Linked DNA regions of Homo sapiens: regions 2, 3 and 4 are each linked to region 1. The links are chromatin contacts, found by Hi-C in ENCODE. All regions are on one chromosome and are shown on one strand. The core of a region is the stretch at or near the end of the contact, and the rest is flanking DNA. Distances in the headings are between cores, read along the strand shown. Region 1 has its middle 180 kb from the start of INHBA. Region 2 overlaps PKD1L1 (polycystin 1 like 1, transient receptor potential channel interacting). Region 3 has its middle 8.4 kb from the start of LINC03013. Region 4 holds the start of SEPTIN7-DT (SEPTIN7 divergent transcript).

Region 1 (3,410 bases), core at 628-3,127:
CTTGAAATGGCTTTCAGTAAATATTGTCAACAATAACTGGCCTTTTCTTTATTGTCATAAATGTCCCTGCCAATAATACTAGATATGTAATCAAAGAATATCTACAACTCCAGTTACTGCTCTGTTTTTCCACATGTGATTTGGACCCTTTAGTCACAAATATAAGATGAAGTCTATTTACAGACACCTTTCCTTTGGCAGACACTAATTAAGAATGAGAAAGATAATGAGAAAATTTTGATAAATGAAGAATGAAGGAGAAACAAATGGTTCTCTCCAGGGTATTCCCAGAGCTCTGGCCTTGAAAGATGGGGCAAAGCAGGAATGTCAGGAATTGCAGGCATGAGAATGGAGGTGGCTGGAGATATTCCATAACCAGACCAGACAGACACTGCAGAGCACCGTGTGACATAGACTGGGGAGAAACCAGAAGGTCGGGGGAAGGGAAAAGCAAAGTCCAGAGGCCTGGACAGAGTCCAGACCAACATCCTTCCTGCTGCAGAGCTTTAGGTGGTGGACCCACAGTGGGATGTCTCATGGATGCCTTTCACAACACGGATTTGGCACTCACTCTTTGTCAAGAAAGGGGCCAGGCACCAGGGGTATATGCCAGATTTCCCACTGATGGTTGAGCTCCAGGCCCTATAAGCCTACAAAGGCTGGCTCAAGGAGGCCAGCTGTGAACACTCATGGCCCTGCAGTCTACCCTATGCCAACTCTAATGCTGGCAGGTTTTCACCTCACCTGCATTATTTTCTGCCTTTGCTGTATTTTGAAAGACAAACAGAAGATTATCTAACAAATACTGAAGTAGTCATTGGGATTACAGGGATCCACATGGTCAAAGGAGGTGAGGGGCGAACAATGAAGCTGTGTGTCCCAGGAGCTGTCAGTGTGCACATGGCTGGTCTATAGCATGAGAAAGGTAGGAGGAGGGCAGTGGATGTCAGTTTATGAAGGATAAAGGTTGTCAAAGTATTCCAATTAGGGGGCCGTCACCTACTAGCCTTCTGCTTTAAGAAGACCAGCCTGGCCAGGCGTAATGGTTCATGCCTGTAATCCCAGCACTTTGGAAGGCCAAGGCAGGTGGATCACCTGAGGTCAGGAGTTTGAGACCAGCCTGGCCAACATGGTGAAACCCTGTCTCTACTAAAAATACAAAAAATTAGCGGGTGTGATGGTGGATGCCTGTAATCCCAGCTATCTGGAAAGCTGAGGCAGGAGAATCACTTGAACCTGGGAGGCAGATGTTGCAGTGAGCCGAGATAGAGCCACTGCACTCTAGCCTGGGCAACAAGAGTGAAACTCCGTCTCAATTTAGAAAAAAGAGAAGACCAGGCTGACTACAACCCCAGGGACAGTCAGTGGCTTACACAGATCTTCTGGAACCTGATGTTATACAATTTGAGGAGCCCTTCTTAAGCAAAAAAATTCAAAACCAAGAATATATAATTAGGTATAAAACTGAACAGTTATTTAGAATGAGAAGATAAACCTCAAAAAAAATAGAACTTTAGAATGATGATAAATACCACAACCATAGGTTAAAACATGAGAATTCCAATAAATCTCTTTTGCAGAATTCTCATCAAGGAGGAAAGGAAAATGTATGAGGCCTGTATAATTGTATACACAGCATGGCGTGCTATATTCCTGAAAGGAGACAACTTCTGTTTTGACTAGCTGTCATTGAAAACAAAGTCCTCTGCTTACGATTTTACATATCTGACTTTGGAAGAATTTTCCAGAGACCAGCTTCCTGCTTTGTATATTTCAAACTTTGCTTCTCCTTGATTCTGCATAAACGTCTGGTGTCAGATGCTGCAGGACAAATTCATATCACCAGATGACGTTTGACCCTCCACTTCCTGTCACGAGGCTGGGTGCGTCAGTGCAGGGGGCCGTAGGAGTATTCCTAGAAGCCGTTCCTACACCAGGATGACTAGTAATAACTTAACTGCATTCAGAAACAACTACCAACCACAAAAATATCCCCTACTGAACCCAAACTAAATATATTCGCAACTCAACTTCCTTTTAGCTGGGGCCCCAAAGTGCTGGTGACGACGCTGACACCCTAACAGTAGGTGCACAGAGGGGAAGTCGAAACAGAAAGGGGAAGCAGTCTTAACCAATTATGGCTAAATATAGCTCACTTTTAATACATTTTACAAAAATATATGACCATGTGAACACATTGCAAGGTCTTCCCCCAGCTCTTGTAAGGGACCGTGCAAGTGAGGCCCTGAGCTGAAGTTTATTAGTTTATTAGCTAACAGGTAGATCTTTCTCTGAGGACTCACAGATCTATCTGGTGGTCTGACTGCAGCTGAGGACCCCAATCTGGAGTAATAGTAAATAGCTGTAGAAGCCAAGGATCAGAGGCGAGGCAATGCCATTGTAGTGGAAGGGATACATTCGAATGGTAATTAGCAGGTGGAACCAAGATGATTACAGTTTGGAAGAGGACAGAGTTAAAAATGTGGCACCATCTAGTCTGGCACTTGCCCCTCTTAATTTATCCAAAACATTGAACAACACTTAATAACTTGTGCCAGGCATAGTGCTTGCTGCCAAGCAGAGGGGAGGGTGTGTGACCTGGGCTGTGAACTCATACTGGCCGGCTCGCTGTAGCGTCCCCTGCCAGCCTCAGCTCCAGAGGATGTCTGTTTCTCCTCTACTCAGTCAGCAAGGGATCTTTCTCTTTGTTCTTACGAATGAGGCCACCCATTAAGATGTGTCTAGATACTTTGGCTCCCAGGTCACACCCAACTATTGCCTCTTTTTGATCCAATATATACTTTTTCCGTAAACTGGTCAAAACCCATACTTACACAGAGATGGAAAGAGGAGTATAATTTCAAATTGCAAGGGGAAGCTGGATATAACTCAGTTTTTAAATCTCGAATGTATATATTTTTGGCCTGATTTCCCACTCTGAACCCCCAAATCAGTAAAATCACAAGGTGAATGCAAACAGGAAAGAGAAAGGAGAAAACATGTCTGCCAGCCCATAGATATGACCCTGGGGCCCTGGGGGAAAAGAGAAAGCAGGCACTTTCCCATCATTACGGCTGCACCACCGCAGTAATGATGCCCTGAGAACATGAAAGCCAGCAGTAGGGGAAACCCCACCAAACATTTGAGATCCGCAGTCTAGGGATTACTCCCCGCCAGGCACTCGATCTTTGCACAAATCTTACAGCTAACGTGCTCCTTTCACAGGAAGCCTTTACTGCTTCTCAAATAATCCCGAAAGGAGAGTTGCTGGATGTCCCATAATGAATAAAACTGCTGATAGGAATGGAAAAAGTTTATGAAGGATTTGTAAACCCAAAATACCATATGTGGAGTCAGAACGTTTTATTTATACCTTTGCCTGATACTTTGCCCGCGCATACAGGATTATG
Region 2 (3,363 bases), core at 787-3,286, 6.1 Mb after region 1:
GCCTGTGTTTTTTCATTAACAACACTTAACGCTGCTTCACTAGTTGTTTTCCAAATGTTCTGTAAGAAAAAATAATAAAATAATGTGAGAGAGCTGCTTATGAAAACCCAGTACATTTGGGAAAGTAATATTACTTCATTAACAAAATAGCAGTGGACCCCTGCTGTGCGCCCAGCACTGTGCTGGGCACCAGAGAAGCAACAGCGAGGAAAGCAGACAGCTTCATCCTCCCAGGGCTCCTGTTCTGCCAGAGGAAGCCAGAAAGCAAACATGTAGCCATAACAGCATCTGCTGGGGGTCGTGCTGCGGAAGAATAGAGCTGCAGGAGGGATTCGTGCGGGGTCGGGACGGGGTGGGGGTGGGGGGGGGGGGCGCGGTGCTTTTTTATACACAGGGTCAGAGAAGGCCGCTGTGTGTGACGACATCTAAGCAGAGCTGGAAGAGGAGGAATGCAGAGCTATGCCGAAGGTGGAGGCACACCTGCTTCACTGCAGGAGCAGCAGAAGTCTCGTGGGGCTGCAGCCACAAGTGGGAACCAAGAGAGCACAGGAGGTGACCTCAGAGTTACGGGAGGCCAAGTGGGGTCAGACTCAGGAAGTGGAGTTTCATTCTGAATGAGATGGAGGGTTCTGAGCACAAGAGTGGCACGCTCCAATGCACAGAAGCAACAGTGTGGTTGCGGTACTGAAGAGAGCCTGGCAGGCAGGAGTGGCAGCAGGGGATCCACTCAGAGGGCTATGAGGATGGCAGGTCTTGATTGTGGAGTGAAGGCAGAGGGTGAACACCTCTGAGGCTATGGGGTGGCCGGGCTGGCTGCTGGACTGGAAGTGAGATGGAGCCCAAGAGAGAACTCAGAGACAATGCCACTGGGCTTGCTCGGCCTGTGCACACTGAGAGCTTAGGTGGGGTGGGGGCATTGGAGGGCAGGTGAGGGGTGCTGGGAGCCCATCTTGGTCATGAGGCCTCTGTTGACCTTGCATTGACCTGTGCAGCTCTCCTTGTGACAAAATCTCAATCCTGGTGGCACCAGGAAAGCAGGGAGGTGCCCACGGCACAGGAGGAGGGGGGACACTTTTGGCCTACGGGAAGCTGGCCACCTTGTTTCCTACACAGGACGCCTGTCCAGAGACAACGCCCCACTGTGGACATGATTACAAAAAGCAGCCACCATCCCTCAGACTGAGGGCCCAGGGCCTCACTCTGGCTCTTGAGAGAGCTGTTACCAGAAGTAGTTCCAGCCAGTTAAGAAGTTAGTATAGGTTAACCAACGGCCCAGCCCCTCCCTGGGATGTGCGCTCCCTGTGCTGTGGGCCTTTTACAGATTTGTAACTACAGGACATCAGGTGCTTCATCTTTCAGGAGAACAACACAGGAAGGTGTCAAGAAGGCCAGAGTGGGAGCTGAAAGATGCCAGCTCGTGCCTGAGTGCATACGCCTGGCACCTGCCCCTCTTCTGTGACGAGAACAGGGAACCCCTCTGTGGCCTCCCAGAGCAGGACCTGGGTAGATCCTGGCAGTTTCCTGAGGATGTGAAACCCAGGGGCTGAGACAGCTGCATGTACCTACAACCCCTAAAAGGCATGGTGCTAGTGAGCAGCATGGGAGACACAGGGCTTTGCAAGACACTATCCTATAACTATGCCCAATCAGCAAACTGCCCAGCACGTCCAGGAGCTGGTGTATGGCCCTGTGTGACCTTCGCCTGAGCCCACTGGGGCTGTAGAGAGCAGAGCGGCCAGAATGCAGCTTGGAAATGGGTCTCCCAGTCAACCAAAACCAGAGAGCCCCCTGATTGCACATTTCACCAGGACCAAGCCCTTTGGGACATGATGGTCAAATCCTAAAGGCATCGATCTATGCCCAAAGCTGAGGTCCCAGGTGGCTGAACCTTGGAGTCACCTGGGTGGGGTGGGGTTGAAGCACCATCACCCTGAGCCACGCCACAGCATGTCTGTTAGAATCTTCAGAGGCAGGGCTTGTGCATGGTTTTGTTTGGTTTCTTTGACTTTTAAGCTCCCTAGGTGATTCTGCATAGCAGATCTGCACCAAGTGTTCAAGAAGCATGAGGTCTGTTTGCCCCCTTGTGTTTGGAGGTGAGGGCACTAAAAGCCTAAGGAAGTCACTGTATGTGGCTATTTACATTGTGTAATGTGAGAAACGCAGGTAATATCACCTCCCCTCTAAAACACCTCTCCCCAACCTCCTGTTCTCAGAACCATCAGACGCTCATCTTACTAAATATCCTTCCTTGGGAACCTAAAAATGCCTCCTTGAACTTTCGCTGACAAAAGTGATGGCAGAGCAGAGAAAAGCTCCCAAACACAAACACTGTGGGTTGAGATCAAATTCATTTCAATATAAACTCAGATGGATGTGCTACGGAGGGGGTGGTTTAATAACGCTGCTCTGCATGAGGAATACTGAAAAATGAACTGCAGGAGAGTCTTTGCCAAGGACAGCAGAGGTTCTGGGAGCTTCAAAGAGAACTGGCTTCTTTAAATTTGAACTAGAAACGCACAACTCTGGGCTGTCTGTGCATGTCCCTTTGGAACCAATGCTTATTCTGGGTGAAAAGCATGTCTCACTCAGAAGTTTTCACTCTTCTCTCGGACCCCACCCACAGATGTGAGAGTCACTCCTCTCACGCTTCTCCTCCATCTCCAGGGCATTGCCCAGGCCTTCAGACCCAAGCCCTGTTAGCTACTCTGATAAACAGATGCAAGGGAATTCACAAACATCCAGGTAGCCCAGTCTTAATTAATAGGGGTCTTCAACGAGCTCCCCACACTGCGCAAGTTAAGCAGGGTTTCAGTGCTTTGGCTGCTGGAAGCCTTGTCTGTGCTGGAGCCATCTCGGGGCAGCTCCCACTCCCCACCTGGGGGACAGCACCCACTCCCCACCCCGGGGATAGCCCCCACTCCCCGCTTGAGGGGCAGCCCCCACTCCCCACCTGAGGGCTACCCTCCTACTTCCCACCTGGGAGGCAGCCCCTACTCCCCACCTGCAGGGCAGCCCCCACTCCCCACCTGAGGGCTACCCCTCACTCCCCATCTGAGGGCTATCCCCTACTCCTCTGGGCTGGGCTAGCCCTGCCTGCACTTCTTATATGTGGAACTATGCTCTGGAGCTGAATTAAGGCTTTATAAGTCACACTTGCTTCATTGGCACAAACACACATGATAGGAAAACAATCCCTGATGAATTCCTGATGAAACATGGAGGTGCTTTTTAGCTGTACTGTACATGTACTGTATTCAGGAAGAAAAGCCTAATTTCCCCAGATCCAGGAATACCTTCTGCCTGGAAGCTGATGAGGATGGGCTCTGTGATTCCCGGTCTTCTGCCTTTCCATTCAGAGCACAC
Region 3 (3,701 bases), core at 1,199-3,698, 6.2 Mb before region 1:
CAGTCCACAATGGTAGGTAATATTGTACTCCCTATTTCTCAGGTTAGGAAACTGAGGCCACACTGATTGAGTAATTTGCCCAATGTCACACAAATAATAAGTGTCAATACTGGGACTTGAACGCCAGCATCCATACTTTTAACCACTATGCTGTGCTCTCTCTCATCATGAGTCATGACGATGATCACGTTAGATTGTGTTAGATGATGTTAGATCATGAGTCATGATCTAACATCTAGCAACCCATCAACATCATCAACATCTAACAAATCCAATCCTTTGAACCTATTATAGAATCATCAGAGCTTTACCACGCTTTTTAGAAAAAATTTCCCTACAAGAATACAGTCTCTCACTATTATTATTATATTAGAGATAGATTTCTATATTATCAAATTTAGAGCAAATAACTTATATTTGCTATCAACTAGCTCTTAAAATGATTATATCTTGATTACTCTAGTAAACAAACATCATCTATTTCTCTCTACATTTAAACTATTAAAACTCAACAATAAGAAAACAACTCATTTGAACAGTGGGCAAAAGATCTTGACAAGACATGTCATCAAAGAAGATATGCAGATAGCAAATAAGCATATGAAAAGATGCTTCACATCATATGTCATCAGGAAAATGCCAATTAAAACAACAGTGAGATACCACTACACAAACCTATAGGAATGGCCAAAATCCAGAATATGACAACCCCAGATGCTGCCAAGGGTGAGGAGCAACAGGAATTCTCATTCATTGCTGGTGGGAATGCAAAATGGTACAGCCACTTTGGGAAACATGTTGGCAGTTACTTATGAAACTAAGTTTCTATATCATAACACAAGTAGATATAAATATAACCAGTGGTAGGGTTTTTTTAGAGGCTGTATTATTTTTTAAGAATTTAAAGCTTTAAACCCAAATTTCTACTCAGAAAGATGAGCATTGTAATTTGATGAGATTACCCTTAGAATTCTTGCCAGTCAATGACTGCTTTTACACCAACTTACAGATTGTGCTGTGTTCAAATACATACTGAGGGGAATCTGATGAACTGACTGGCAACAGTCTTCAAATTCTTAAAGGTGAGGGGAAGAGTGCATCAGGTAAGAGCAAAGCTCCCGGAATCGGGATATCCAGGTCTGAATCTTGACTCTGCTGTGTCCTTGAGTGAGCTACTCAACTTGTCTACACCTCAGTTTCTTCATTCGTAAAATGAAGCTATGGTAGCTTCTACCTTATATGACGATTGACTGATAGGCTCCATGTTGAGTGTAAATTAAATAGTGCCTGGATAAGTACTCACTAAAGAATCGTGTTTTTTTTTTATTGTAAATTTCCAAAGAGAATGTTTTATACTTTTTAAAAAGTGTTTTTATTCCCCAATGCCCCTAACAGGAAATGACACCATCATTGTTACATGAGAAAATGATAAATGTTTTGAGAGGTCAATGTTCCACCCCAACTCATTCTCAGTGTTACTATTTTCACCAGGAAACAGTAGAAGTGACACAGGAGGTGGCCAGGGAAGTGCTGGGTAGACAAGGGTGGGGTTCCTGGCGAGGGCTCCACCCTCAGGCTTGTGCCCATGGACCTAAGTAAGAACAGGCACCCGTGTTTTCATGCCCAAATGTTGCATTTTCCAAGACCACTCTGGCCTGCCACACCCCCATCCTGTGCCCATAAAAACCCTGAGACCCTAGCGGGCGTGGACACAAGCAGTTGGACGTTGAGAGGAGCAGAGGAGCAGAAGAGCGCACCGACAGACACCAGCAGACAACAGCAGGCCATTGAGGCAAGACGATGCAGAAAATTCGGTCGGGGCAGTCAGAGGAGAGTCCAGCCGCTGGACAGCCTGACTCCAGGGGAAGACCGCCTTCCCACTCCATCCCCCTTCTGGCTCCCCATCCACCTTGCTGAGAGCAACCTCCACCACACAATAAAACCTTGCACCGATCTTCCAAGCCTACATGTTATCCGATTCTTTCCGGTACGCTAGGGCAAGAACTGAGGATACAGAGGCCCTCTGTCCTTGTCATACGGCAGAGGGTCTAATTGAGCTGGTTAACACAAGTTGCCTGCAGACGGCAAAACTGAAAGAGCACACTGTAACACATGCCCACTGGGGCTTCAGGAGCTGTAAATACTCAACCCTAGGCACTGCTGTGAGGTCGGAGCTCCATGGGTACCTTTTAACCACAAGTTTCAGCATTTCTTTTCAAGGAGAACTTATGTCTGGAAATATGGATGGAAGATGAACCGAGGACTCGTCTTTAACACCGCATGCTACTCTACTAAAGACTGAGAAAAATGTCAGTTGTCCGGAGCTCCCCACGACCTGTCTGCATGCTCCCCCTAGGGGTTTGAGCAGTGGGACACTGAACATGCGAGCCGCACATCTGTCGCATGTCCTGCCAGGGAGATAAGGAAACTTTCTGTTTCAGAAGTTCTACTTTGAGGCAAAACCAGGCCTCACATGGGCAAGAACATTGCTAGACCTCAGGCCTTGCTCTTAAACAGCAGCTGCGTACCCCAGCCCTGCACGGGAAGTGGGGAGGAGCTCTTGCTTCTTCCCACAACAAACAGGTTCTCACCTGTGCAGCTCCTGTGAATTACATGACATCAATGTGTATGTAGGTTCTTTTTTTATTTTTTTTTTATTTTTACTATTTTTATTTTTATTTTTTGAGATGGAGTCTTGCTCTTTCACCCAGGCCGGACTGCAGTGGCGCTATCTCGGCTCACTGCAAGCTCCGCCTCCCGGGTTCATGCCATTCTCCTGCCTCAGCCTCCTGAGTAGCTGGGATTACAGGCGCCTGCCACCACGCCCGGCTAATTTTTTGTATTTTTAGTAGAGATGGGTTTTCACCGTGTTAGTCAAGATGGTCTCGATCTCCTGACCTCGTGATCTGCCCGCCTCGGCCTCCCAAAGTGCTGGGATTACAGGCGTGAGCCACCGCACCCGGCCAATGTGTATGTAGGTTCTATCTTTTAGGGAAAGACACTGTAATGTGGAGCATTTCTCTTCAGAATCTACTTAAAACCAGATATTTCAGTTATTAGAGTGAATTAAAACTATTAAGTAGCACATAAAATATATTTTGACCAGTCAAACCTAATTGTAGACTGTTAGTGTAGACACCCATCAGCACACCTACACTCTCACAGACACAAGAGTATCTGTTTGTCTCTGTTGATATGGTTGGGAAGTTTTGCTTTGTGACCTGGGGAGTAGAACCAAGTGTTGCTGAGAGAGCTAAGAACCAAGAGGAGGAGGTTGGAAGGATGGTATGGATTCTCTTCCTTCCTAGCTCTTTGGATTTGGTTTTAGACCCCAATGGTTAGATGCATAAGAGCCAGAAAGCAGGGAAACTGTCCACAAAAAACCCTTTATGGTTCTCAGTTCCAAGCATCATTGCTTCAGCTCCCAGGTGACAAAGTGTAGCTCAGTGCTGAGATGAGAGGCCATTTTCCCTGCTTGTGCATAAAACCCCCTCTGCTTTGACAACCTGAGGACTGGCTGGGCTGGCAGGCCACTACAAGATGCATGGCACTAGCTTCCTCTTCTTAGGTGAGAGTCACCTGGGGTATGGACAGTGGGTCCGGCACTGGGGGAAGCACAGCAACCGCCCTAACAGACTCCTCCCAGAATCTCACACACTTCCAATGGACCAGCTTTCCCTCACCCCCACCAGGCAGCACAG
Region 4 (3,320 bases), core at 68-2,567, 6.1 Mb before region 1:
AGTTCATTTGAAGTTTCAGAAACTTAAAACAATGATTGAACAGATAAGTTGCAACAGACTTCATAAGCAGTTCAGTAAAAATGTAGACTTACGAAATGGCATATATCAAGATACAAAATAAGTTGCTTCTATAAGTTTCTTTTCTTAAAAAAAATTACTTGGAAATATTTCAAGTATATAGAACAGTAAAGGAAATAATTACAAGTGAACACCCATGTGCCCTCTACTTAGCTTAATGTTTTGCCACATTTTCAAGATATTTCTGGTAGAAAACAAACGTTATAGATACAAATGAACCCTTCTTGTTACATTCCCTTCTGTTCATCTCTGGAAGCAACCAGTATTCTGAATTTGGTATCTATCATTTCCTTATACAATTTTTAGTTTGATCTTACTTTTTTGTAATTATTAAACTTTTATTTATGGTATGTCATATATATCTTTCCGCAACCTGTCTTTTCATTTCTTCCTCAATATTAGGTTAATGACTCTATCCATATGAAAAATGGTAGCTTTAGTTCACTGATTTTTTGGTTCGTGTTGTATGTCAATTTGTTCAACAATGACACTTATTCATCCATTCTCCTATTAGTAGACATTTATTGTTTCACTAATATAAGCTATTTTGCTCTGAACTTTCTTGCACGTGCCTATAACTTAAAAATACACATACTTTTTTAAAACATGCAGTTAAACAGGAACATACACATTTCTTTAACATGTAGTTAAACAGGAAAAGTAACACATGTGCATGAAGAATACAACCAAGAGAGCCATCACGTTCAAGAAAAGACCACAGGTTATTCCGAGTGAAGTAAGGCTTTCACTAGAAGGCACTTGGGGAACGTTCCAATGACAGCGACATTCATCGCTACAGTAGAAACTCACACAATCGCAGCCCTTTATTAGTATTTTGTTACCCAGTAGTTCCTGTGTCCATTCATTTCCTCAACTGGAGTGTGAGCTCCAAGAGGACCGAACCGGGCACCGACAAGGTGAGCCAATATGAATGTGGCGAGTCCGCAATGGGGGCTACAGCGGCCGACCTCTGGGGCTGTGCCAGGCCACTAGAGTGTGATGGCGCGAGGGAAGGGTCGGGGAAACAGGGCCTAACCTCACTTTTCACCCCGAAAGTCAAGATAGCCACGGAAACAGGGATGAATGGGGAGCACAGACACCTGCCTCGAAGTGTCTCTTCACTTTCACTCACAAAGCCGTCGGGTCAGTAACCAGAAGCCGAGGGGCGGATGCGGCCCCCGCCCTGTGGCACTTTCTCAGTCTGGTTCTTCCAGCCGCGCCTCTTTGCCTTACGCCAATTCCGTAAGGAGGCGCTGAGGCCAACTGGCCGGCTCCCGCAGCTCCAAAACTTGACGTGAAATTGCGCGGGGCAGAGCTGACTGCGGCCATCTTTAATTCGGGCAAGACCCCACCCTCGCACCCCACCCACTAGTCCTTTTCAGCGTTCCCAGGATTTTCTCCAACAAATGTAACGCGGTTAACCTTAGAAGCAGTGTTGAAGAAACACGCAAAGAGGCCTGAGTATCCATGACCTCAGTGGTGCGAAACCCGGCCAACTTAAACATGGCGGCTAAACCCGAACAGCAAAACGTTGCTGACGCCAATGAAGTCATGCTCGAAATGGAGCGAGGCGGCGGAGCTGGGGAGGCGGTAATCTCGCGAGATGGAAGCCAGCCTCCGCTAGGCCCGGAAGCCTCGTCTGAGGGGGCGGGGGACGGAGGAGGGAGCGGGAGTCGAGCGAGAGCCTGTGGAGGAGTCCGCCTGCTGTAGCGTGCGTAAGCAAGGCAGCTACGCCGGGCGGCTACGCTGCGGAATCGGCGTAGGCGCCTTTGGAGAATCGGCGGGCTGCGCTCCGCTGGGGCTGGTCGCGGAGGGGGGGAGGGGATGTCGGTCAGTGCGAGATCCGCTGCTGCTGAGGAGAGGAGCGTCAACAGCAGCACCATGGGTGAGTCTCAGCTTCGGGTGCCGCGACTTGGGGTCAGCGGCTCCGAATGCCGGGAAGCTCTGCGGCCGCTGGACCGAGCTAGGGAACGCCCTGAGGCGAGGCGGAGGCAGCGGCGAGGGGAGCCGGGATGGGGGCCACTGCGGGCCCGGGGCGCGGCAGCGGCGGGCTCGGGGGGAGGGGAGGCGGCGGCGGTGACAGTTTGAATTGAACGTGAGGAGAGCCGAGGCGGCGGCATTTCCTGTGCCGCGGCGGGCTGGCCCCCGGCGCAGAGCCGCGGCCTCCGCGGCCGGAGCAGCCTGAGCGTGGTGGTCTCAGCCCTGCCCTTGCTTCTCTCCGTCCCTTCGCCTTTCCTCAGTCTCCTCCCGGGCCCGCCGGCTTCCGCGGCCCCGCTTCCTCCTGTCCCCGGCCGCATCCCCGTCGGCAGAAGTCCCCTCGTGGGGCAGTGGGCCTGGCTAGGAGGGTGGGGACGAGTGTGAACGCTCGGGCGAGGGTGCTGTGTGGGCCAACCCGGGCGGGCGGCGGCGGGGAGGGAGGAAGAAGGATGCACCAGGCTGAGGCTGTGGTGGAGGCGGCGGCGGCGGCTGCAGCCGCAGCTCCAGTCACCGCGTCGCCTCCCCGCTCCTCCTCCCGCCTCTCGGGGTTGCCTCTCTCCAGGCGCAGCCCGGAAGGCCGGTGGATGGCGGGCGAGTCTTGAGAACGGAGGGAGAATCGGTAGTTTGGTTTGGAATTTGGGCTTAATTTTTAGGAGTAAGGGAAAGAGAACGCCTGGGAAGGGCGCCCCCCGGAGGAGATAGAAAGGGTGGGAAGGGTCCTTGGAAAAGGGAGGGAGCGGAGATGTGGAGTGGCGAAGTTTAGGGAAATTAATTTTTGAAAATATTTCAATATTCTCAGTTATTCTCTTAACGAGCCCTTTCATTTCCTTTCCTCCCCCACATGTTGGAAAAAGAACAGGCCATTTCATTTACATTTTCCACTCCTGAGTTCCATTTCAGCTGTGTGTATAGTAAGAAATAAGCAACCGAGATTTTTCTAGGACATTTCCATTTGCTGAGTTACTTTTGAAGAGTACACTGTTTCAAATTTGGGTTTTTACAGTCCTAGGAAAGAATTTGTGACGTCCAGGTGTTTTCTTAGTTACTGAAATAATAACTTACTACATTTCTTGAGTTTATTGCTAAATAGTTCAGCTTTAAGAATTCTTTCTTCTGGCTTTTTTATTTTGATGAAAGGAAAAAATATCTTTGTTAGTGCCCCTGAGAATGTAAATGAACAGATCATCTAAATTACTAAGCATCTAACCTGTTTTACATATTTATGCACATGCAGGTGATGAGTATAGTCAGTTTTTCCCCCTAAA

The links. Hi-C counts contacts between places; a loop is a spot of excess contacts on that map. Pooled maps may share reads with other maps.
Region 2: a loop to region 1 is called in a map with no recorded cell type, with 19 times the contacts of the local background. The contact joins two enhancer-like sites. A Hi-C loop is called at or near these places in 4 of 37 single-sample maps with no recorded cell type and 3 of 50 pooled maps.
Region 3: a loop to region 1 is called in a map with no recorded cell type, with 28 times the contacts of the local background. The contact joins two enhancer-like sites. A Hi-C loop is called at or near these places in 7 of 37 single-sample maps with no recorded cell type and 6 of 50 pooled maps.
Region 4: a loop to region 1 is called in a map with no recorded cell type, with 13 times the contacts of the local background. The contact joins the promoter of SEPTIN7-DT here to the enhancer-like site in region 1. A Hi-C loop is called at or near these places in 2 of 37 single-sample maps with no recorded cell type and 5 of 50 pooled maps.

The regions. Positions count from the first base shown.
Region 1 is chr7:41,879,859-41,883,268 of GRCh38, forward strand. No RefSeq gene overlaps it. Among named protein-coding and RNA genes, the nearest start is that of INHBA, 180 kb to the left of the region's middle. RefSeq lists an enhancer at 1,581-2,130. Within about 2 kb of position 1,878, at least 12 of the 41 ENCODE cell types and tissues checked have a DNase peak (open chromatin) inside an H3K27ac peak, as active enhancers do.
Region 2 is chr7:47,936,900-47,940,262 of GRCh38, forward strand. PKD1L1 (polycystin 1 like 1, transient receptor potential channel interacting) reads right to left here. Exons shown (of 57, transcript NM_138295.5): 3 at 3,294-3,363; 4 at 1-59. Among named protein-coding and RNA genes, the nearest start is that of PKD1L1, 9.9 kb to the right of the region's middle. RefSeq lists enhancers at 747-826, 1,277-1,446. Within about 2 kb of position 2,037, at least 4 of the 41 ENCODE cell types and tissues checked have a DNase peak (open chromatin) inside an H3K27ac peak, as active enhancers do.
Region 3 is chr7:35,723,028-35,726,728 of GRCh38, forward strand. No RefSeq gene overlaps it. Among named protein-coding and RNA genes, the nearest start is that of LINC03013, 8.4 kb to the left of the region's middle. Within about 2 kb of position 2,449, at least 7 of the 41 ENCODE cell types and tissues checked have a DNase peak (open chromatin) inside an H3K27ac peak, as active enhancers do.
Region 4 is chr7:35,799,308-35,802,627 of GRCh38, forward strand. It overlaps SEPTIN7-DT (SEPTIN7 divergent transcript), which reads right to left and starts at 1,318. Exons shown (of 5, transcript NR_120512.1): 1 at 1,183-1,318. SEPTIN7 (septin 7) reads left to right here and starts at 1,750. Exons shown (of 14, transcript NM_001788.6): 1 at 1,750-1,963. The coding sequence starts at 1,903. RefSeq lists enhancers at 982-1,041, 1,164-1,787, 1,402-1,791 and silencers at 1,942-2,181, 2,212-2,661.